3 separate regions of the Homo sapiens genome follow, and all the other regions are linked to region 1. A link is a loop called in an ENCODE intact Hi-C map of the cell type or tissue named here. Cell type or tissue: dorsolateral prefrontal cortex. All regions are shown on one strand. Links, peaks and the distances in the headings refer to the core of each region. The heading gives the core; the rest is flanking DNA. Region 1 holds the start of LOC105374318 (a long non-coding RNA gene). Region 2 overlaps LOC105374317 (a long non-coding RNA gene). Region 3 has its middle 53 kb from the start of TDRD15.

Region 1 (8,325 bases), core at 168-8,167:
CAGCAAATAGAAACAGACTGGAAGATCAATAACGAAGTCTGGGTTGATAACATGTGCATGGACAAATGCGAATTGTCATGAAGTGTGAAGATTTTTATAGCACATGTTGTACCCACCAGAGATCACCAAAAGAAGAGGCACTAAAAAACCAAATAGGCAAAATGACTCAGCTGGATGATGGCAGCCAGCCTCTGTCATCAGTTACTTCAGTGCTGGCTTGAGGGATACATGAACAGAATGGCCATTATGGCAGAGGTGAATGCTACACCTGGGTTCAGCAACACGGATTCTGAGTTACCAAGGCTAATCTATTTACTCCCACCACCAATGTCCAGCCTGCCAGCAACAGAGGCCAGTGCTGAACACTCAAATTGCACCATTCCTTGAAAATATAAAGTGGCCACTGGTGGCAAGATGATAACACTGGACCCCTCTCATCCTGCGAGGTGAGCAGTTTCCTTTCACAGGAATAAACACATAGAACTTGTGTGGGTATAAGATTTTCCCGCCTACAGGGCCCAGCCAGCACCACTAGCAAAGAGTTTATGTAGTGTTGCATTCAACAACATTGGATCCAACTGGAAAGGGAAAGAGGGAGGGTGGGATGGGGTTGGGGGTAGGGGAGAGAGAGAGCAAGAGAGCTGCATTCCCAGAATGAAAGGAGTTCACATGCCTAGAGAGGTATCAGTAAAGGGGAGTGGGAGACAGAAAGTTGGAAGGTTTTTCAAGGGGTGGATCATGGAAAGGCCTTGTAGGCCATGCTAACAAGTTTGAGCCATATGGATATAGGTAACCAATGAAGGACTTTTTTTTTTCTTTTTGAGACAGAGTGTCAGTCTGTGGCCCAGGCTGGAGTGCGGTGGTGCAGTCTTGGCTCACTGAAACCCCTGCCACCTGGATTCAAGAGATTCTCATGCCTTAGCCACTCACGTAGCTGGGATTGCCAGCATGCCCCACCATGCCTGGCTAATTTTTGTATTTTTAGTAGAGATGGGTTTCGCCATGTTGGCCTAGCTGGTCCTTGAACTTCTGGCCTCCAGAGATCCTCCTACTTTGGCCTCCCAAAGTGCTGGGATTACAGGCGTGAGCCACCGTGCCAGATCCCACTGAAGGATTTTAGAAAGGTGGGTGGCATGATTGGATTCGCCATGAACTCCTTATTATCTCGGACTTTATTTCTTACCTTATTTGTTGAGAAGAAGAGGGATGTGAAATTTGGAACTAAATTAAAATCCATGTGAGCCAGGCCTCTGTCCTATTTATCTCAGAAGAATGCCCTCTCATTTTTATAATGAGACAATCGCCAAGATTATACTTTTTTTAAAGTGGCAAAAACATACAAAAGGAGTAAAGGGGATCTTTGCCTGCTCATATTTGTGAAAACCAAGAACAGAATATAGAAATGCCCAAAGAGCATGTTTGAATACATCTCTTTGTAAAACATGACAGAAAGGAGTGATTATTTAAATTGGACAGGACTTTGCATTCCTGGCTCCTTGGTGGCAGTGCCTTTTGTCTGAACTCTTTTACTAGAAAAATGTCACAAAGGATAAAAAATGAGTCCAATAAGTTTTATTCAATTTCAGAGTCTATTATATATTCTGTTTTACACAAAGCATATAATTTTAAATTTCATAGATAGGCACACTGAACATACACTTGGTAGATATACAGCTATTTGTACGAGTGAAATTGAAACCCTCCAGGGAGGGTACATTAATAATTCCTTACTTGTAAGACAGAACAGCCATCTCATATTCCAAACAAAGCCCGGCCAGCACAGAAGTGATTCATGGTCATTTATGAAAACTGATTACCAATCACCAGATTGTAAAGCCATGGCAACATTTATTTTTCAATCTCATAAACAATAAAGCTCCTTTTTGTTAAACACATGAGGGACCTCTTTCCCATGGAGGAGTTAGTAAATGCAAAAGCTAATTTTCCACATCTGACAGCATTCATGAAAGCTGATGAATACATGTATGATAAACACATATTTCAGTAGAAAGAAAAATTAATGTGTATATACCTACATAGCGTTTTCTTTCACTGGGGTGTTGATCTGAGAGTAGCGGTCAGGGGAACCTGAATCTTTTATTTTAGTGCCTCAAAGGCAAACATTTTCCTAATTGGACAGTTTAAAATATTCAGTTCATTAATCCTAGATAAAAGCCATATTCATATTTAGCTTAAATGGTTCTTTTCAACAAGATATATTAAAATTGTAGTTTCTTTATTTAATAATGAGAAACAAGAGATCACAATAATGTCTGATTTGTAGCTTATTCTCGATACTTGGTAAAGACATTAGACAAACCATTTATGAATTTTCTGTCAACAAAGTGTCCTAAGGTACCACCAGGAAGAACCAGCATGGTTTTGTGACCCACAGGTCCTGCTGGGGCTGCTTTTTCCTATTCCAGTGGTTGAAAGCCAGGCCAAGTGGACACAAAAAGTAGCAAGGTCATTCTCTGCTTGGCCTTCACTTGTTGTGTCAATGTCTGTTATGTGTCCCAGGGAGACAGTAACTTCTCCAAGGTCAGCCTGAAAGCCTGGAAGTCTTCTCCCCCATCCTGTAGCCAAAAGTGGTGGTGAAGGGATATGAAATCCAACACTGAGTGAAGGGGTAGGAAGAGGGTGGGGGGATGGAGGAACACAGGCAAATCAATTTCCCGTGATGTGCATAATTGGTCTTACACTTGGAAGTGCTTCTGAAAACATTTTCATTCAGAGTGAGCTGAAGAAGTTTAAGAAATAAGCAGTCCTAAATCAGATGATAGGTTGGGCCATTTTCAAGGGTCATGTGGCCAGAGCTGAGCAAGTTGAAATTTTGCTGGCAGAAGTCCATTGGTATTTTTGGACCCCTGTAGGAAGAATAGGTAAATGTAGATTTTAGGCAATGTGGCTTCTCCTGATGTAACTCTTGAGTTTGACTTTGAAGCACTGGGCCCGGACTTAGTCTTTCCAGAGCCTTAGGACCCCCATGTCTAGGTATTCATTAGAAGAGGCGAATCCATGTCCAGTCTTTGGCTCCTGCCTTGTTACATCTCTTCCTTGTCCTTTGGCCAAGCTCTGCTCCAGGCTTGAGCCTTTTTTATTTCTATAACACAGTTTGATTCACTGTTGTTGAAAATCTTGAATGGTGGCATCATTAATAATACATTCATTACCTCAGTCAAAAATGGCCAGCGTTCTGCCTTCTTATCTGCTTCCTTGAGCATTTTATTGCCAAACCATGAAAAGAAGTGGAGTTGTGGGGGCAAAAGTAGTTCAAAACTTCCAGTCCAGTTCTGGCCGCAAGAACAATCTTTAATTCTTGTTTTGCACCAAATATACTATCCCTTCTGGGTCTGTTCTAAGCTGTGTAAGCAGATAATTTCCAGTTTTTCAATGGCATTTTTAATAGTTACCTTCTGGAATTCAGCTTTCAAGGGATTTCCTGATAAGAGCTATGTAATCAGGATGGAATCTCTTATTAAAAGGATTTTCCTTTTCCAAATCTTGAAAAAAGTCTGTTTCTCTCTTCTCAAATTATCAGGCAATCTATCAATAATTGAAGGTGAGATTGAAACTATGACCTTGGCAGGTAGTGCAGAAGATTTGCTGAAGTTGTTTAATAGTGTGAGCTATTTTTTAGATTACGGAGTGTTTTTAAACTATATTAAAAGTAAACTTCTTTTCACACTCTTCAGGGGCCTGGGAACAGGTTCATTTGTTCAACAAACATGTCACTTATTCAACAATCAGTACTATGAAAGTAGAGGAAAAGAGTGAATTGAGGAAGTTTCCAGTTGCCCTTCACACTGACTCTCCTTGGCACGTTGCTGCTGATGGGTCCATCCTTGGCCTACTTACCATGGTGTCGCACAGTTATGAGGACAGTTCTAAGTCTGTCTCTGGATAAATGATGTACCAGGCCCTAGTGCATACAGACCTTCACCTGAATCACAGGGGGTATGTTAAAATGGCTGCAAGCCAGATACACAGTCAGTATCTAAATGGAAGGACTGGAAATCTGTGTTTCCACAAGCTCCCCAGGTGATTCTCAGGCTAACTAAAGTCTGAGAATTAAAGCATCAGAAATTGTGCCTAGAAGCCTGCCTTTGTAAGTTAATAGAATGATCTTGGATGATCTATTTAACCCCTCAGTACCTCAGTTTCCTCATCTGTAAAATGGCAGATAATAACAGTGTCTACCTCATGGGAATAGTTTTAAGGATTATGTAGTTATTAATTAAAAGATGTTAAATGCTTAGACCAGTGCTTAGAGGTGCTATGTAACTGTTTTCAATTATTATCACCATTAGTTCTAGGATTGCTTATAGCTGGACACTCAGCCTGTACGGCTTTCCCTATGAACCTTCAGCTGTGCCCAGTTTCAGGGCTCAGCAGGGTGTCTGAAGGCAAGGTCTCTTGTCTTGTGCTTAATTGGGAGAGGATGAGCAGGGGGCATATTGTGAAGCAAGGGGGCTCAGAGAGCTCTGGGCAGTAGACGTGGTGATTGAGGCCAACTTTCGTTTAAGTCTCAATACTGCCCCCTCGTGGCAGTATAAACTAAGGCCGGAGCCTATTTCCGTTACCTGTTAGACGGAAGTGAAAAAATTAATGGCTACTCCCTTTCATCTCTTCAATTTTGCCTTTTTTTTAACGAATCGTTAAAATAGGGACATTTCCTGTTAACTTGACTTTGGTATTGTGTTCTCTGACCCAAAATTGGGAAACCACGCTGAAGGGTGATTCCACAATGAGCTGGTCAATCTTGGCTATCACCTTCCTCCAAGTTATATTGTGGGAGGCTAAGTAAAGAATTAGGAGAGAATGGAGAGGCGGAGAGTTCTTTGGAGATAGAGTGTTAGTGTGCAGAACGTTCCCTCCTGTCCTGTCTTCTGCCCCTTCCTCCTCTCAAAGCTGAGTGGGAAGGGGCTTCACACAAAGATCAGGAAAGCTTGACGTATGGCTAGTGAACTTTAGGAGGGAGAGGTACTGGGATGTGGCTCAACCAGAGAAAATCCCAGGTGAGCAGCTGGCTGGAGTTCCTTGCGGTGGCAGAGCAGGGACAGGGCTACCATAGAGTGAGCTGCCCTCCCACCACAGTGGGGCAAAGGTGCTTGTTTTCTGTGGGCCAGATGTAGAGTCTGATGGACAGAGGAGGCCGTGGGCCATCTTGCAAAAGAACCTTGGCCATGAGGCGTCCTGCTTAGGGGTGAGGTGGGCTCTGCAGAAGGACTGCACTATTAGCTGTAGAAGCCATGGAGCATCCTGCGGGGTTAGCTAGAGATTGTACTAGGGAACTGCAGTCAGAGAATGGGGGGTGGAGGAGAATTTCTAAATACCCACAAAAGCAACCTGGGAGAGAAAGGATCAAGTCCAACATATGGACAATTACTACACTCAAGGTACCAACACTAGATTACAACTCTGCCTGACAAGAGAGGCCTTTTCTTTCCTTCCTTATCTCTTTTCCCTTCCCTTCACCTGACTATGGAGAAGGCAGAAATGGTCAGTGAGGGAGGAGGTGAAGCAAACCAAATCTGAAATTGTCCACACCCCTCCAACTCTGCTGATGTAGGATGTAGATTTCTGAGCCTGGGACAAACCAAAGCTTGGCAACAGGAGAGACTTTATATTGAATGAGGGTTTGAAAGTTTAATATTAAACTTGACTGGGGCTTTCCAAATCATGAAGTAACTGAAAATGCTGTAGGAACTGTCCAGGATTTTATCTGACAGGGAAGACTGATTCTACGGAGTAGGTGTAAAGGGTCAGCAGTGAGATAGAAGAAAGTTACCTTTGGCTTGCACACTGCCAAGTCCAGCTGGTTCACTAAACTAGGTAGCCTTGTAATATAAGATTCAAAGGCGCTAATGTGTGGGAAAGTACTTTGAATATTATAAGGTGATGTACATACTTTGAAATTAAAAATATTTTTATATATAGGTGTAGCTAAAAAAATAAGACAGAAGAGACCTATTAAGCACCTACTCAGTGCAAAGTTGACCTTGCTTTCAGTGTTTAGAGGATGCAGGAAAAAAATACGACATTGTTCCTGCCTGTGGGGAGCTTATTGTCTCTAAAGAGCGACAGTTGCAAGCCCCACCATTTCCTTATCCTCTTTTCTGCCAGGTCAAATGAAGTCAGACAGCAAAGGTGATTGAATTTTCAATCTTGAAAATACATCATGGAACCTGATTTTCCAAAGAAGTGATTCAAACTGAACAGCAAGGAAGCTTAACTTATTGCTGCCTGTCTCAGAACTCAAGCTCACACTTCTCTTTTCTTCAAATACTCGCCTGTTTCTAACAATCTGCCCACTGCTCTGGGTCCCGATGCCTCGACGCTGCATCTTGCTGCCCCGGTACTCTCTTTAACCTCAGGAGAAGAATCCCCACCTCGTGTCACTAGAATGTGGAACAGAGAAGAAGGAAGAGCTGACATAGTACAGACCAAGAAGATTTTAAAAACAAACAAACAAACAAACAAACAAAACCACATCCAGTTCCATCAGCCACACCTGGCAGTAAAGCCCTCAGTGGCCAACTCAGCAGTCCCACTTTGATTCTTCTTAGACGGCAGCATCTTCTTAGATAATGCTGTGCCTGATGCACAGTAGAAGCTTAATAAATACTATGACAAATTAATGTCTTTACTGATTATATATAGTTTTCTGGGTGAGAGCAATGAAGATAATCCTATGTCTTCCTTAATCCAGGCAACAGACAGCTTTCTGTTTAAAATTTGTGTTCTGGATAATCAGGGTATACAGAATGCTGATGTATTACCATAGTATCAAACTACAATAAGGCAATGTTAATCTAGCAATATATATAATGAGAATATTGGCTACAACAGAAAAACAGGGGCTTGTCTGGTCTGTATCTCTCAAGTGTGAGGAAGCAGTTTAGTCAAACAAGTTGAAAAATAAAACAAAATTTAAAAAGGATAAAAAAAAACCCTGGTTCTTTGTTTTCCAGGGGAGACCATCTCTATACTGAACTAAATTTAACTTCCCTATTGTGTATGATCGCCCTCCAATATGGGGCTACTCTGCCCAGAGGGACGACTTTGCCCGTGATGAGGATTAATCCCACTCTTGACCCACACAGATGGTTTTAGTGACTGTATCTTTTGTGCAGCTCCATTTCTTCTCAAAATGTGCAGATGAGATGTTTCTTCCAGCCTCTGGATATTGAGGTGCCTGGGATACCTGAGTGAGGGAAGAAAGGAGCACCAAGAAGTGGCAGCTGAAGCCAGATTGCACAAGAGAGAAAGGAAGACCATCCAAGGCAGACAGAAAAACTCAAGAGAGCAGCCGTCTGGGGCTATTTATCACATGAACAAAGTCAGAAGCCTTTCAATCTTCCTCCTGTATTACATCAGGGTTCATTTTTAAAAGATACGCAACTTGGTGATCACAAGTTATTAAAAAAAAGTAGAAGAGATGGAAGTGTGGGTGTCATGCGTTGTGAAAAATTGTCCATTTAAAATGGATACAAAATGGAAGCCCAATTTTATTTAATGACAGTAAACTTATCTAGAATGCTGCATTCCCATAGCCTATCAGCTGAGAATTAGTTGATTGAACACCTTCTGCTTGTCTTTGTCAGGCCCATAGCTACATGAAGACTGGTCTCTGTCCTCAAGTTGCTTACAGTTTGCAGGTGCTACACCAATGGGTATCATTTGTATCTCACATAGGGTGAGTATTGATGGTTGCTCTGCCAAGCCTTTTAGTGACTCTTACCTTGCTCTTCACGCAAAGAATATATCATATACTGCTGTGCCACCCAGGGCCATTCTCTCACAAATTAGAGCTCCTTGATCCTGATCCTCAGAGTTGTAGAATGAATTCCACCCTAGGATCCAGAAAGGAGTTTTGGGGAGGGTTTTGGAAATGGTGCGAGAATAACCCGCAACCTAGGGAAGCAGGCTGCATCACAAAGCATGAATAACCAGGCCCCACAGTGGTTCGTGGAGCTCCAAGCAGAATCTATCTGCCCAGAGGCAGCATGTGGTTGGAGGGGAAAGAGCCTACCTGGTAGGAGATGACCTAGCTGTCAGTCATCCTTTTAAAGCTACAGGCCTTGGGGGAAATATTTTTCTTTTGGAACCTCAGTTTTATCATCTGAAAACCAAGAGGTCTGACCTCACACCCTCTGTAAAATTCTTCCTGAGTTGACTTTCTGATTAAACCATTTCCTCTTGCTATGTGCTATTGTCGTCCACAGCTGGATCTGTTTCACTGACATTTGGATTAAGCCCAGTGAGGCAGTAAATACACAGCGCAAAGTTCTTTATATGATAATAGGGTGGACCCTGGCTGGC
Region 2 (8,325 bases), core at 94-8,093, 62 kb before region 1:
TGGGACAAGGAAACAATATACTACCTGCTTCTTGGAAGGGCAGGGATAGAGCCACGCCATCCAGGCTTAGAGCTCTTTCAAGTCTGTAAAATTTCGCTTATTATACTAAATGCCACACTCAGCATAATTTTCATCTTTCACTATTCTGAAAGATACCCTTCCCAGATAGGATAGAGGCAGGAATAAAAGCAGTGAAGGGGATTTGAAACTCTGTCCTTCTACCTTCTTTCCCACTGAAAAATTCACCAAGGGGAAGATGACTCATACTTCCCCATGGAAATGCAGAGAGAGAATATGGGGCAACACTCTGGTCCACATACGAGGCAATCTCTGTCACATCCAGAGGGATTTTCCATTGGGGCTAGATATGGTGAGTGCCACCAAGCATGGGGAGAGCTTGGCATACAAAAGAGAGAATCAAAAGGCAGGTCCTCACAGCAGGCGCTGGGACATCTGTATCCTCAAGTGTTCAGGAAGGCTGGTTAATTACTACAATCTTGTGTCAACAGTTGCCTTGGAGACTAGCAGCAATCACAACATGTTTGCTTTCCCAAGGAAGTGGTGTCATAGGGAAATGAAAGAGGGATGTCAATTATTTTATTTGCATATTAAAGAAAAGAATTACCCCAGAATTGGAAAGCTTGGGGGCTTTTCAGTAAGATATAGAAATACATTGTTTTCCATCTGGTGTCTTGTGCACCAACCATGCTCACTGCTCACTGTCTGTCATGCTAGCCTATCCTTTTCTGTCTCTTGGCTTTTGTGTATGTGAAAACTTTGCCTTTGGTTGTTTATACTTTGCTTGGAACAGAAACAGTCACAATAAAGAAGTATAGAGGGAGAGATCTTAAAATCGGGTGCTTGGGAGACTATCTTGCTGCTCTGGTCACGCTAAAGTGGGTAGAGAGAGGTGGTTCTAAAAAGTAGTTGAATGTCCTTGGGCACCCAGTGGTGAGGCCGTGGAGCAAAATAGGGGAAATTTTGACTGATTCCCTTAATGCCCTCCCCATCCTAAAAATGTGGATTTCAGGGCTCAGCCTTAGGACTGGAAAAGGCCAATTTGAGATTGGTCAGACTTGAGCACCTCGCAAACAGCTATCGCAAGCCAAGTCACTGTTGCCCAGAAAGGAAATTAGCGTTTATCACATTTCAGTGAAAATGATGTGGCCCAGTTAATTTAGATTTCCTTTCATTTACAATAGACTTAAAATCCTATTTAGCTATAATCCAGCCATTGTAAAATTGGTTACAAGGATCCTAATTTTCTGAGATATTGAAGCCCCCCGTTCTATCACAGCATCTTGATTTTATCCGTTTTCATCCATCGTTAAATTTCTTATGGCTGAGAATGCCAGAGGTGACCTACCTTTCCAATCCGCTGCTGCATTCAGCAGTAACTGGATTGAGATTGGAAACATTTATTTTATTCAGTGCCTTATCTGTTCTTTTCCACTGTTTTAAACACTACTGAGGGTCAGACTGAAAATCCTTCTCTGATTCTAACTGTAATCAAGCGGGAAATGGTTTTATTTTATTTTAAACTAATATGGAGCCTAAGAAGAAAGAATCATTTCATACAGTGGCATTGAATGGCCCATTCCGCCATTGCTTAAAATGTACAGTTTTGCATATCTTATCATCAAGCCTACATTTACATGACCTTTAACATTGAAAATTTATCTGACCTTTTTCCCCATTTAAATTGATGTGTTTCTCATTTGGGAGCCTGTTAAAACCTTACCATCTTTAGGGGTCTACAATCACAAGTGATCTCTCTTCTTCATGTGAATTCCTGCTGCTCTGAATGTCTGTGTCACCTGTGCAATCTATCCATCCACAGCATGATGTCCTTAGCTTACTTCTGTGTGAGTCTTGCCTCCCATACTAAGTGGGCACTTTGTGGAGGCTCACTATGGCTCAAGCTGCTCCATCTGTTTCACCTAGATGATGGAGAGCACCTGCTGATAGATACAGTCCAACAAGAGGAAGCCTTGTGTGTGCAAGAGTCTGGACTTTTCTGAGTTCCTGGCATTAAGATCTTGAACATGTTAGTTAGAGACTCCTACGAGGAACTTCTTGATCCTCAGTCCCTCCAGTTCCCTCTAGGCCTTAATGCCTTCCAGAGAGATTGCAATGGGCTCAGCCACTCCAGATATGAAGTACAATGTGGTCTGGGAGGTGTGGATGGCTGAGAAGGTGTGGAGGTGGGCGATGGTAGAGTGGGAGCTGCTGTGTCTTATAGTCTGTACTGAGCTCACTGTTTTCCCAGGCCTCACTGTTTTCCTTCCCTGTAGACCAGGGTTTGACTCTGCCTTGAACACTCTTCCTCCTCTCTGCCCTCCCTGCATAGTGGCCACTTAACAGCTTTCCTCTGGAGCCATCTGCAAAGAGATGGGAAAGACAGGACTGGAGCATTTTCTAGAGAATGTGGGTTGCTCTGATTCAGAGAAGGAGACAGGACAGGAGACAGTGCTAGTGATCCTGACCTTGGTGCTCAAACTTATAGTGACTTAGGGAGGTGGCGTGCCACCTAGGCACAGTTCTGCCCCCAGCCATGCATCAGTGAGTAAAGGCTGACTCAACATATACCTTCAGCCTGCTCTGTTGGAGGCATGAGAGCTTAGGGCATGGAGACTTGTCCCCTATGGCCCCTGCATTTGAGTTGCTGAACCCTCTACCTAGGAGGACTGAACTTAAGCCCAGTGCTGGCCTTCATATCTCCTAAGACACATGAGCTTTGAGCCCCATCACTCAAAGAAGAGGAAATCTCTGTGGCATTCCAGTGTGTAGAATGAGGACACAGAAGGATCAGAGAAGGCTTCTAGGTAAAAAGGAACTTTATTTTTTAATGGACTTGGAAAATGTCCTTCCTATTAGCCAGAATGTACAAAAGCTGAAAATTTTCTTTCTTTGAGAAGGTGGAGGGAAGGATGATACCAATACAGTGTGGCACGAACTACACTGTGGAGGGCAGGAGATGCTGTGTGAGCTCCAGGCAGGCTCTTCATCAGCTGGGGGGGCTTCCCGGGGCTGAAGAGACAGAAAGCATGGAAAAGAATGACAAGGCACTTTTCCTATTCAAACTTATTAAGAATTCTAGCCAGTGTGCTCACAGAAAGAATGGCTCACTGTTTGAGAAAGTTTGGGTCAAGCGTTTTTTTCTCTTTTGTTTTGTTTTCCAAAGTCAAATAGGCCTCTGATGATGATTTTCTAAAGAAGGGAACTTCTGGGGCTCTCTCTGGCCTTAATCACACTTTATTGTAGAAAATACATGGATGGAGGAGCTAAATAGCAGCCTCGGCTGCCCCTCATTGCTTCCCCAGTTCCATGGGTGCTGGACAACTGTGATTGAAGCCTTTTGCCAAGGAGGCCTTCATGCGGGGACCATAGCTCCCTTCTTTCCCCTTGTCCATGCCTTTCATTCTAAATGGCACACAGGGTGGGGAAAGAGCTGGGAAGAGGGAGCCCTCCTCTGGACACAGGCTTGACCTGACCTGGGCTCTGGCTCACCTTTTGTTCTCCTTTGCCCACTGAGGAGCTCTTGGGTTCTTTTCAGGAAACCTGTCATTTCTCCTTCCATCAGCAACCAGCCCCATTCCTCAACATTGGCTTAAAAAGCGGTGCCAGCAGGCTCAGCACCAGAGGGCAGAGAAAGTGGCCTCAGGACCACTTTATTGCTCCAGCTAGCCCTGGGGGTTCCCTATCTGAGGAACACTGAGACTCCGTGTGTGATGGATGTGGAGTCCCTTCTGAGTAATCTGATAGGACTGGAGAAGAGAGAGAGTTCAGGCTCCATCTGACCTAATCACTCAAAATCACCTGTCTTCTAAGCCCCCTATACCTAGAGGAGTCGGCTCCCCAAGCTTTGAGGAGTAAGGACAAGCTGGCCAGGAAACCCTGGTGTAGCCGAGGAAAGTGGCAGTGTGTGCCCCCTCCCCCTGCTTGATGGCAGTACAACTGAGCAACTCCTACTGCATAGTTGTGTGGACCAAAGTAACTGTGTGCTGTCAGCAGAGGGTGACCGTCCCCTCTCTCCTGGACTACTATGGAGCAGCCTGTTGGCAAGGGGTCCAGGGAAGCCATACTACACCACTAAGGAGAAAGGAGCTCATAGTCAGACCCAACAGAGAATTTCTCTTTTTATGACACAGACTTTCCTCCTTTGACTTTTTGCCACTGAGCCTTGCTGTAGCTCAGAGATGTTCTAAAGATAGGCCATCGGAGATAAAGGTAACATCTGAAGTCATAGGTCAAGAGCTCCTGTGTGTGCTTCACCAGGGGCACCAAAATCTTAGCTCTGCACAAAGCTCTCTTCCTCAATTTTCACTGAACCCTCTGTCAGCTTATATGGCAACAACTTACAAATGGTGAAACTGAGACCCCAGAATTGGGATTAACAACTTGGATGTTATTTAAAAGAAGAGCTGGTGTTCAGCCACGTGACCTCTGTCCCATTCATCTTTATACCTTTGCCTCTGGAAGGCCTCATGCTCTGTAGCCATAAGAAAATGATCTTACTTCTTTGAACTTCATCTGTAAAGTGGGGTGACCCTTCACAGGGTCTTCAGAGGAGTAGATCAAAATACAATATTTTGCATGGTGCCTGGCACACAGCAAGCCCTTCAGAAAATGGCAGATATTAATGTAAGGCTTTGATCATGAGGATTAGATGACTCTGGCTGCTCCTTGGGGCTGAGAAACCACAGCCTGTAAGGATAGTGGAGGAGAGCCCATAGGAAGGTCTGGCCCCGTGATATTTGACATTATTATCTTACCGTCTCTGGTGGCCAGAGTTGCTACAAAGATGATTCACCTTAGTCCAGCGCAAAGGCTGCCCGAGCTTCTGGTTTGTATTCTACTGGGGCCTGGAACAAAGCCAGGAAGACACAATGAAGGATGTTTCCCTTTGTGTCCACAGCTGCTTCCTGGTTACAATGGGCCATTGTTGTGCTAGGCCACAATGGAAGGGAAGTGGAACTGATTGGCTAATGATTCTGTCTCATGTCTTGGGCCTCAGAGGCTCTGCTCTGTCAGGGGCATCTGAGGTTTTAGGAACTTGTCTCAAACAGTAAGTTAGTTATTACCGACTGGTAGATGGATTATTGATCTTAACTCATTTCTCCTTTCCTGTAGTAGAATGATATATTCATGGGCTTTTCATGTGACTTTGGAATACCTCCCACTGGAACAGGAATATATATCCTGTTGATGGCGGTCATGGCTTTAACCATGGATGTTAGGATACATGATATAAGCAGAGGTTTTCAATATGCTTTGGTTATTTGGCTTGGCCTCTTGCATTTCTGCATCTGCCATAAGAAAAACATGCCTTGGCTGATTTCTGGTCCATGGAATGAGGAGACATATGGAGCACACCTGAACTCAATTCTTAGTTCAGATCCAAGCCTTGCTGAGCCCAGTTGAGATCAGCTAAATCCTAGCCTACCTGCAGATCCGTGAGGGAGAAAAATGAATGTTTATTGTTGTAAGCCCAATGAGATCTGGGGATTGTTTGCCATGCCTCATTATTTTGAAGCAATAGCTGATGAATGCACTGACACACGGACTCTCTACTAGAGAAGGGATCAGCAGGAGAATCTGATGGCTCCAGGCTGGCCAATGTAAGTCCCTTGGAGAGGGACCCAGACTTTTCTGGACCAGGATGGCTGAGATTACCTTTTCCCCAAGAGGAGACTGTAGAGAGCCCCGGCTGGGCATGGCTTATCCCCTTTTGTGCTCCCAGCACCCAACCTGGTGCCCTACTCTGAGTATGTAAATGATAAATGTATGTTAAATCTTATTGAAATGAAGTGAAACATAGCCAGGCTGAAGAGGCTTGATTTCCCAAATTAGGGCTTTCTGTAGGAGCATCCAAGATGCAAATCAGAGAAGAGTCTGCGAAAAGGGCAGGCCTAGTCCTTCCAGGGGAAGGCCAATGCCAGGAGAACTTTTAGAAATGTCCTGAACCCATGAACATCGTTGTAGCTTTTGCTCTCTGAGGGTTGCTACAGAATATGCCTAGAAATATATCATTTTCTGGCTCAATTTGTCCAGACTGCTCTAACAGAAAAACAGAATAACATGGACTAGGTGGCTTAAACAACAGAAATGTATCTCTCACAGTTCGGAGATTGGAAAGTTTGAGATCAGGGCACTAGTATGGTCAGGTTCTGGTGAGGGCCCTCTTCCCGGTTTGCAGAGGACTTTTCTCTGGCTCTTCCCTTACATGGTGGAGAGCAGAGAGAAACAGAGAGAAAATAAACTCTCTTTTATCTCTTCTAAGGGTTACTTATCCCATACATGAGGACACCAACCTCAGGACCTAATCGCCTCTCAAAGGCCCCACCTTCTAATTCCATCACACTTGGGATTAGGTTTCCTCATAGGAATTTTGGAGGTGGAGAATACAAATATTCAGATCATAGCAATTTCCTGTCTAGAAACAACTCTTGATCATGCCATTAAATGTCTGCCTCCTTCCTTTTTCTGTCCTCCCTTCCCGACTTCCCTGAGAAGACAGCAGACCCCACTGTGATGTTTCATCCCAGCAAAGGCTGGCTGTCAGCTGATCCTTATTTACCTTATTCCATAAGAATGTGAGAAATAAACCTTCTCAGAGACAGTTGTGTTTTTAAAGGAGATTCCCAGAGTTGAAAAAATCTTCTCTTGGCAAATAAATGACTCACTGATGATAGAGTATCAAACACTATGTTAGACTGTCACTATTTTCTGGTAGAAAGTTCTGTGTGCTCGCCTACCCTTCCACCCCACTCCCCCTGTAGAGTTTCCCTAAATCCTCCTGTATTAGGGCAAAGCCTGCTCATTTGCTTCTGTCACTTCTTTTCCTCTGTGATTTGGACGAGGCAGAGAGGTAGGCAATGAATTGTACAAGCTGATTCTATTTAGAATTACTGGGGGCCTCGGGGCACGTGTTTGTAAGAGTGCCTGTTTGCCCTGACACTGCACTGTTGGAAAGTAAGAGGATACCCTGGGACTTCTCCAGGGGGTGGGACTCCAGAGCCTGCTTTCTGCTGCCTCATTAAGCCAGCCAGTCCTGATGCCTAAATGCGCATCACTCCATCCTCTTCCTTTAGCCACCTCCTCAAGGGAGTGGGCATTTCAGGTTACTGTTTCCAGGGGAAGGCTGACTAAAATTAATGAAGGCTTTTCATTTTGGAATAGCTGGGTTACTTTCTGATAGCTGCAAGAAAGCAGCAGAAGACTGGGAATGTCAGGTGGCAGGGGCCTAAGACTGGGTGTCCGAGGGCTGGAACCTCAGTGTTCTCATCTGGGAATTACAGAAAATAAAAATTTGTCTCACAGGATTGTTGTGAGGCTCCAGTGAGATGGAGTGTGTGAAACCCCTCTGAGTGACAGAATTCTGTAGAGATATGAGTTGTTAACAGATTGATTATAGTGATGAATATGGTGTATTAAATAAGTGATGAAGTTTACTTCATCTTCCTCCTGCCAGATCTGTAGTGTCATGAGGCAAAGTGCCAGCCAAGCAGGGACGCTCTGGCATCAGACAGCTTGGGTTCTAATCCTGGCTCCACCACCCACTAGCTGTGTGATCTTGGGAAAGTGACTTCATCTCTCTGTGCGTAAGTGTCTCCATCTGTAGAATGGGGAAAATAGTAGTACCTACTATCTATGGTGGTTTTCAGGTTTAAGTGAGTTAATACCTAAAAAGTATTTAAACAGTGCATGGCACACACATACTTTCAAAAGATGTCTGCTATTTTGTTTTAACTTCTTATTTTAAAATAACCATAGATTTGCGGGAAATTGCAAAGACATGCATGGGAATGTCCCCTGCATTCTTCACCCAGCCTCCTCCATTCTTGACACTTGGCATAACTGTGATTCCGTATCCATACCAGATAATTAACATTGATATAATCCACAGCGCTTTTTTAGGTTTCACCAGGTTTGCATGAACGTGTGTGTGTGTGTGTGTGTGTGTGTGTGTGTGTGTGTGTGTCGGGAAGGGGGGAGGGTCCATGAATGACTTCATGTAACCACCACAGTCAAGATACAGAACTAGACTCTCACCATAAGGTTCCCCCATGCTACTCCCTTATAGGCACACCACAAAGCTATTTTTAATGCATTCAAGTAGTCGGGAAACAGAATTCTTTTTAGTACATGTTTACAGCAAGAAATGACTGACACTGAACTTGTGGAAGAGTAATCTTCCTGTCCTTGGTAATAGTCATGGAGAAGCTGGATCTTCTTAATTGGGAATTATTTAAAGTGATAATACAGGAGCGGGAGAGAAGATGGGGTAGGCTGAAATCTGAGGTCCCACCTCTAAGCCTCCAT
Region 3 (8,325 bases), core at 142-8,141, 140 kb before region 1:
CAGAAAAGAATGTTTGTAGGGCTGGTCCTCTGTCCAATCAGAGTTGTAACAGTCTGGGCTCTAAATCAGAGTTAGGAGTAATCTGATAGCTCCTACAGTTATGGAGTTTCGAGCTGTAGAAATTTAGAAATTTGCCATGCCAGCTGGGTCCTGAACCCTCCATCCATAGGTAGCTTTGTCCTTAACCTTAGGGTCCATCTTCATTGATAAAGGGGCTATTTTTATCTCACATTCTTTGAAGCAGCCCCTACTCCACATTTCCATTTGGCATTGGCCTTGTAGCACTTTGCCCCTGCAACAAGTCTCTATCTGGGCCTCCAGGCTGTCTGTGACATCCTTTGAAATCTAGGTGGAGAAAGCCATGCCCCTACAGCTTTTGCATTCTGTGCATCTGCAGAATTACCACCATGTGGACAATGCCAAGGTTTATGGCTTGTTCTTTCTGGAGTGGCAGGTCAAGTTGCACCTGGGGCCACTTGCGCCACAGCTCAATGACTTAAAAACTGAATTTATAATGAAAAGAGAAGCAGAGTGGAAAGATTTGGAAAACTCTCAGCCTAGCCTTGTAAAGTGAAAAATCATGTTTGGGAGAAGAAACCAAGGACATGGTCCAGCTACCATTTGCTAAGGAACTTAGCACTGATAGAAGGAATCATCAAGACAATGGGAGAAAGGTCGGGAAGGCATATTAAAGATCTTCTAGGCTCCTCCTCCCATATTAGGCCCAGAGCTCCAGAACACAGAATGGTTTTACGGAATGGGATCATGGCCCCCTACAGGGTCTCTACCAGTTTCTGCTTCCTGTGCTTGATATAACACTCCTTGGTCACCCCAGCTGTGGTTTAGGTTTATTTAGCAAACATTCAATGATTTAGGTACTACCCCCACCCCACCCTAGATAGTTCTTAGAATGCAATATTATTTATTTGTTGATATATCTGATTATATATTTATTTCTTGAGGATAGAGATTATCTCATTCACCTTAATCATTAATAGTTAACAAGGGATCAGCACGTAACAAGGGCTCGGCAAATATTTGTTGGTTTAAACATATATCATGCAGCAGGAGCCATATTAGCCACATTATCTATATAATTCTTCTGTCAGCAAACTTTACCCAAGATAAGATCAATTTGACTTGATCTTATGGCCTAGAAAGAAATTATTATACAGTATGCTTATATTCTTATCATATGGAGCCTAACCTTTATCATGTATTAACTGGTAATCTTATTTTATCAGTACCTAAAAGTTTACATTATGAGAGCGATGGCAGCCAGCTAGGGCAACATGTGTTCAAATCTAGAAATGTTGGTCTGAAGATGTATAAAATTCCGTTTCTGGAGTATCTCTTTGCTTGACTGTTTTACATAATTGAAATGTTAATCATGTGATTTAATATTTAGAATAGTTTTCCTAAATATGAAATTAAATTATTAAATCTATTTTATTTTTGAAAAAATGACATTAAGCTTTGTTCTGTAACACATCTGTCTGATCATGTCACCACCTTTATCCTTCCGGCCTTCATCTCTTTACATACCTCCTGGGTATCTTCACCTATTCTCTTCTACCATCCTGCTTATTCTCACATACTGAGCAAATGTTTGTTTCTTGCTAAATTTTTAAAAGTTCATTTATCTTATCACTCTACTAGGGCTACAAGCTTCTGGGCAGTGACTGGACCTTTTCTTTCTCTTCCTTTTTTTTTTCTTGACAGGGTCTTCCTCTGTCATCCAGGCTGGAGTGCAGTGGCACGGGCAAAGCTCACTGTAATCTCAAACTTCTTCGCTCAAGGGATCCTCCCTCCTTAGTCTTCTCAGTAGCTAGGACTACAGGCATGTACCACTACACCCAACTGATTACTTTTTGGAGAGACAAGGTCTCCCTATGTTAGCCAGTGTATTTTCTTCGTATATTATGGTGCTTAGGATATATGGTCAGCATGTAGGAGGAGCTCTGATTACTCAATTAAAAAGTTTACCCACATGTTCTGAATTATTCTGCCTTCAATTTAAGATGTGTTTTACTCTTTCTCGTGGATTATATTGAAGAACACATCCATATTTTTCCATTTACCGATACGATGTGCCAACCAATTGTTTGAGGTGTATAGCTTCATTTCTTACATCTCCCCTGAAGTGTAGACCCGTATATTCTATTGTGTCCTTGACATTTTCACGAGGATGCCTAAAAGGCAATTTAAATGTATGTTTTAAATTTAATTCTTGTCTTCCTCCCCCATACCTGCTCTTTCCCCAGTGTTCTCCACCTTAGTGATTGGCTTCTGGTTCACCTGGTTGTCATGACAAAAACTTTAGCATTATTGTTCATTGCTGTTTTTCTGTCATATCCCACAGGCATTCCTATTGGCGTTCCCTTTAAAACACAGCCCTCTTAACCTTTACCCCCTCCACTCCACCATCAGTTTCTCACCTGGATTACTGCAACAGACTGCTCTTCGGCCTCTCTGCTACTCCCTTTGCCCACCCCCCAGCACACACCAAGTCTGTTCTTCACATAGTCGGAGCCAATGAAAACCCAAATGTGATCATGTCCGAAACTTCCAAGGGCTCTCCTCCACATTTAAATAAAATTCACAGAATCTGTACAGCCTGCAAATCCCTGCACATCTGGCCCTTCACTGTCTTTCTGACCTCATCTCCCACTATTCCCATTACTCACATTCTCTAGCCACACTGTTCCTGTACAGATCTTTAACCACGTTTCTGCCTCAGGTCCTTTGTACACGCCATTGCTGCCCCAACATACTTTTTCTCAGGAATATATACATCTCTCACTTAAGTCTATTGTTTAAACATTGTCTTATTATAGAGGTGAATCCTGACCATTCTTCACAAAGTAACATATTCTCATCTCCGTAACTGTTTCCTTACTCTATTTTACTTCATAACCTTAATGCCAAACTCACATTATAATGCAGATATATTTTTATCTTCCTCCACAAGAATGTAAGTTTTTTAAAGGAAGAAATTTGCTTGTCTTTTTCACTGTAATCCCTGTACTTAGGGAAATTGCTGACATATAATATGTCCTTTTAAAATGCAATTTTTGAGTGTGACCGAATTTCTCTCTGTGCTCAATTTAGAGTACATCTGCTTTCTTATTTGTTGTTCTGCATGAGATTGGGCTCCATTTTTAAGATTGCTGGACTGTATTTTCTAAGGATGTCTTTAATTTGTGCATTATTAAACTTATAACCTTCTGAATTATTAATTTGATTGTGCATTCCTTTTAGGATAATTCATCATATATTTCATCTTTGATAAGTCATTCTTAGGAAGATGGAGTGAAAAATAAAGATATCTTTTAGAATTTAAAAGTAGAAATTTTGGCCACCAGATGGAGACCCAGTACTGACTTTTTGTGATAGGTTGACTATCCGAGAGAAGTAACCTTAAGAATACATGCTTAAACTGAAATGCATTTTTTTTACTCCTCATTTGTATATTTCTAGCAACTTTACTCATTAGAGATATTATTACCTATATCAAGGAAGGTGTGGAGTGGTTAGCAAGTTGTACTAGAGAAGAATCATAGAATATAAAGCAACCAGAGGCGAATGTATTTGAAGATCAGGGTTCTTAGCTGATTCTCTGGTAAAGTAAGGTCAGAAGAGAACAGGCTGTTGAAGAAAGTGAAAATGTGCGGGTAATGCTGAGTGATGGAATGTTAGAGCCAAGGGAAATGTGTTAGAGGGGAAAAGGGCCAGACAGGAAAGAGTTCAGAAGGGAAAAATAACTTGTGATAAAATAGGTGTAACTACAGCGTGCCTTCCTGACACAGCAGAGTAGAGAGACAATAAGAGTCATAAAGTAGATTTCAGAACGTCTTTGGTGGCAAGGATCTTCTAACTGGCCAGGCAGGTTGGATCTGCTTGTTCATTCCCAAATGAATGGGGACATTGGCTGACTTTATCACTCTATCTCTTTTATTTTTGGAATCATTTTTCCACAGTGCCATGTAATGTGGAGACTACATGTACCACATGAGGTACCTAAATATAACAATAAATACATTTCCTCTGGAGTTCTTAGCAAATAGGATTTCTTCATACTTGAAAGAAGAAACACCCCAGAAGGGAGAATTAAATAATTTTTCAATTTTTACTCACTGAGTTTTATTTACCTTACTTTCAGCAGTGGCCACACAAAAAAATCTCTTTATGCCAATGCCAGGAGGAGAAAAATAGTTCATAGCTTACATGCTATTTGACCTAAACATTAGAAGAGAAATTTGCCTTTTGTTTCATCGTCACCTTACGAAGAGGTTGATGATCTCTGCTCTGTTTTTCTTTCACCCCACAAACAGCAATAACCTTTTAATTGCTCTCTCTGCCTCTGCTCTCTTTTCTGTCCAATTTTGGCCCTCTGCAATCCTATGAAGCTAATTTACCTAAAACAAAAATGACCCAGCTGTATTTTTTTTTCCAACTAAAATCTGTCAGAGACTGCATTGAGTGCAGGGTAGAATCCAAACTCGTTAGCATAGCGAATTCTCCTGACCCTGACCCTACCTAGATTCTAGACTTGATGTTCAGCTCAGGTGTAACTTTTGAAGCCTTCCTTAACTCTTCTAGCAAAAGTGATAGAGCCACCTCTTTCGTGTTGTCATGGTTTTGTTTGCACTGTTACAGTAATCCCTTCTTATGTGTAGTTTTGCTTTCCACTGTTTCGGTTACCTGCAGTCAGCTGCAGTCCAAAAACAGGGGAGTCTAGTACAATAAGGTATTCTGAGAGAGTGAGAGAGACCACATTTACGTAACTTTTATTACAGTATATTGTTATAATTATTGTTGTTAATCTCTTACCATGCCTAATTTACAAGTTAAACTTTATCATCGGTATGTATGTGTAGGAAAAAAAAACATAGTACAGGGTCCCACATCCACAACCCAAATCGATGGGTTCAGTCAACTGCAGATAGAAAATGTGACAACAAAAATAACAAAAATATTTTATTGAAATATTTTTTATTTCAATAAAAATAACAAGACAACAATAAAAAATGATACACATAAAACAATATGGCCTCTTGGGCAATGTAAATATAAATTTACATAGCATTTACATTGTATCGGGTCTTATAAGTAAGTTAGAGACAATTTCAAGTATACGGGAGGATATGCATAGGCTATATGCAAATACTACACCATTTTATATCCAGGACTTGAGCATTTGCAGATTTTGGTATTCATGGGGGTGCTAGAGCCAATCCCCCAGATGTACTGAGGGATGACTGTATATTTCTGTTTTGGTATGACCCATGGTTTTATGGAATCCACTGAAGGTCTTGGAACTATCCCCTGAAGATAAGGGGGACTACGGTATTAAATCACTTTTCACCTTATGTTGTATTTAATTTTATTGATTTTGATCTTACATAGGTTTTGAGTTCCTTGAGATCGGGGATCCTATTTCCCAAGGTCTTCAGTGAAAGAATTATTTACTGAGAATTATTGTTACCGAGAGAGCAATTAGCAAATTTTTTTGATGAACCTTTCAATTTTGTTTCTGTAACCTTCCAGTTTTGGTTTTGTAAAAAACTATAGTATCATTTATTTTCTGTCATTGTTTTCTACAGACTTTAGATAACCAATCTGATTTAAAAATTGTTTGCATTTTAATGTTCAAAACCAAAATAGCCTCTTGGGCAAATAGAAAAACAAAGAGGGTATTGTTATTTTAACCTCTTATAATGTAACTCATTCATTGCCTTTATAGTACATCATGAATACAATTTAATAGAATCATTTTCTCTTTTAATAGTTACATACAAATTGAACACCAATAAGGTTAATCAGTAACCATGTAGTATTAATCAACATGAAGAATCAGTTTCAATCTACATACTCCCTCTCAAAACTGCTTACATCAAATGCACCGAAACAACAGTATAGAAATTGACTGAAGTACAGGATAGTGAGTACTAGTAATCCCAATATTGAGGAATACTTTAGGATTCATTTATTTATTTATTTGGCAAACATTTATTCAGCATCTACTATTTGTCAGGCACTGTCCCTGACCTGGAGAATATCTGTAAATAAAAGAGTCAGCTCTCAACTCTCATGGAATTTAACATCTCATTTTGGAGACAGACAGTGAGAAGTAAACAATAAATGAGCAATATGATTTTGGATAATGGTAATTGCTGTTAGGAAAATCAAGCAGAGGAATAATGTATAGAATTGATGAAATGTGAAGAAGCAGTTTTACTTTTTTTTCTCATCTAAAAGATTATGTGAGCAATGATGGTAGTTTAGATTACAGTAGTAGTGGTAAATATGGTAAAAAGTATATGTATATGGGATATATTTTGGAGATGGAGGTATCAAGACTCTGATAGATTGGATGTGAAAGATAAAGAGATTTTTAAAAGGATGATTTAAAGTTTTTTTTTCTTTTGCTTGAAAAAAATCTTTCAGATTTTAGTAAAACAAATTGGATTTTGAAATTCTTGCACTTTTATGCTTAAAACTAAAAGGATATGGGGATGGTTTACTGGACTGGGAGGATGTTCAATAGACATACAGGGTAAAAAGGAGTGGGAGACCCAAAGTATTCATCAGTCCTAAATACTCTTGCTTACTCTTTCAGATCACTTTCTCCCTCTTATCTAAGAAATTCTATACTTTGTGGCATTATCAAATAATTCGATAAATCTTAATATCATCACCCCAACAACCATTGCCATGTAAACCTGGAAATAAACTAAAATGTCTAGTGAGAGGGTGTATTTGTCAGAGTGTGCTAGATATTTTCTGTTTTTCCCTCCAAATTTACTATCCACTCTTTTTCAGCCTTTTCTGTTTCCCAGAGGCTGACTTTATGGATTACATCAATGGGATATCTTATCCTCTGGATTTTGTTTAGGTTTGGCCAATGGGATACATAGACAGGAGATCTATGTGTGGGAAAATAATGAGATTGGCATGTTTATTTGCCTTCCTTCCTCACTACCAACTTACCATGGGCTTGCTGTGTTCCTTTTCTGAGGACCACAGCTCTGACCTGGTGATCCTCTCCTACAGCTACTCTCACTGGGTTTTAGTATCCACTTTGTCCCCTTCCTCCTTAAGGCTTAGGGGATTTCTTGTTGCTAGTCCCTAGGGTACTGCACCATCCCTTGTTGATTCCCTTTAACCCCTTCTATAGACCTTTATTAAAGTGTCTTCAAAGACCCCTAACTATACCATTTGTTTCCTTCTAGGACTTTATTTTTTCATTTGACAGCCACAGAAGCTGACTTTGGCTGAATTAAGCAATGAAGAAATTAACTGCAAAGGTTATTAGGTATCTGATAGAATTATCTGAAATCATGTTGCATAACTTGCCCAATGAGAAAACTGTCACTGTTGCTACTATCCCTATGTAACCCTAGATGCAATTGTTGCTAGTCATTGTTCCCTACCAATACCATTTCTGATTCAGAAATGGAACCTTAAAATCAATAAGAAATGGCTGTTCCTGCCACTAGTGCCAAAAAAAAAAAAAAAAAAAAGGAAGCTTCAGGCAGAACTGGTTTTCTCACATTGCTCTTTTCTGGTTTTCTCACATTGCTCTTTTCTGGTTGGCCAAAAATACGGTATGTCCCTTCTGGTTCTTTGGCTACCCCATATCAATAAACACTCATATTCCATACTCAAACCTTTAAAATATGTAAAATGCTATTTGTTGATGCAATACAACTATCATTTAAAATGAAAATGAATACATGATCACAATATCCTCAAAAGAGACAACCCAAAGTATCCTAAATTAATTCATTTGACTGTAAGTCTGGCCTCTCTGAGTGATATCCATTTCTTTTCTGGTTTTATTGTAATCCTGTTTTGACATTCTATAACTTGTGGACTAAAATGTGAAATTAGCCACTATCAAAACATCCCAGACAAAAATAGTAGTGGAACTGGAGTGGGCAAAGAAATTAGGTATAATTTATAAATACATTTACAAAAAGCAAGGAAGAAAATATGGGGACATGATACAGCTCTTGCTTCTTCAACTAGTTACAAGTCCATAGTTACTATGTTTTCATTCTCTTTCTTATCATGCATTTGTTTCATGGCTTCTTTCCTTTCATCCAGCACCTTAGCTGGTCTTATCTCTTTACATGATAGGGGATGCAAACCTTTGTTTCTGGGGGATTTGAGCCTTTGTAGTCTTGCCTGGATGGCATCATCCTACTCTTCTGTAGCCCCAGGTAGGGTAGTGCCAGGAGGCCCTCCAGGGGATCTTGAGTTATATTCATTCTCTTCCCTGTCCCAGTTGTGAAAAAGCATTCCTATTTTTCATTGAAA

The links. Hi-C counts contacts between places; a loop is a spot of excess contacts. Peaks named below come from ENCODE experiments on the same cell type or tissue, not always from the same donor. Only the 100,000 strongest peaks of a DNase experiment are listed, where the experiment ranks them.
Region 2: it touches region 1 in a loop (6-fold over the local background); 4 of 110 quality-filtered maps call a loop at or near these places.
Region 3: a loop joins it to region 1, with 12 times the contacts of the local background. A loop is called at or near these places in 83 of 110 quality-filtered maps.

What each region holds. Positions count from the first base shown.
Region 1 is chr2:21,312,796-21,321,120 of GRCh38, forward strand. LOC105374318 (a long non-coding RNA gene) reads left to right here and starts at 1,326. Exons shown (of 3, transcript XR_939801.3): 1 at 1,326-5,018; 2 at 7,608-7,699. In dorsolateral prefrontal cortex, for the core only: CTCF peaks have their summits at 4,534 (motif pointing left) and 4,735; a DNase peak (open chromatin) is centred at 4,526; H3K27ac peaks cover 542 bases.
Region 2 is chr2:21,251,296-21,259,620 of GRCh38, forward strand. All of the region lies in intron 1 of LOC105374317 (a long non-coding RNA gene), which reads left to right. Among named protein-coding and RNA genes, the nearest start is that of TDRD15, 130 kb to the left of the region's middle. In dorsolateral prefrontal cortex, for the core only: CTCF peaks have their summits at 4,923 and 5,123; a DNase peak (open chromatin) is centred at 4,896; H3K27ac peaks cover 8,000 bases.
Region 3 is chr2:21,172,650-21,180,974 of GRCh38, forward strand. No RefSeq gene overlaps it. Among named protein-coding and RNA genes, the nearest start is that of TDRD15, 53 kb to the left of the region's middle. In dorsolateral prefrontal cortex, for the core only: CTCF peaks have their summits at 3,379 (motif pointing right) and 3,580; no DNase peak of the experiment used is centred there; H3K27ac peaks cover 925 bases.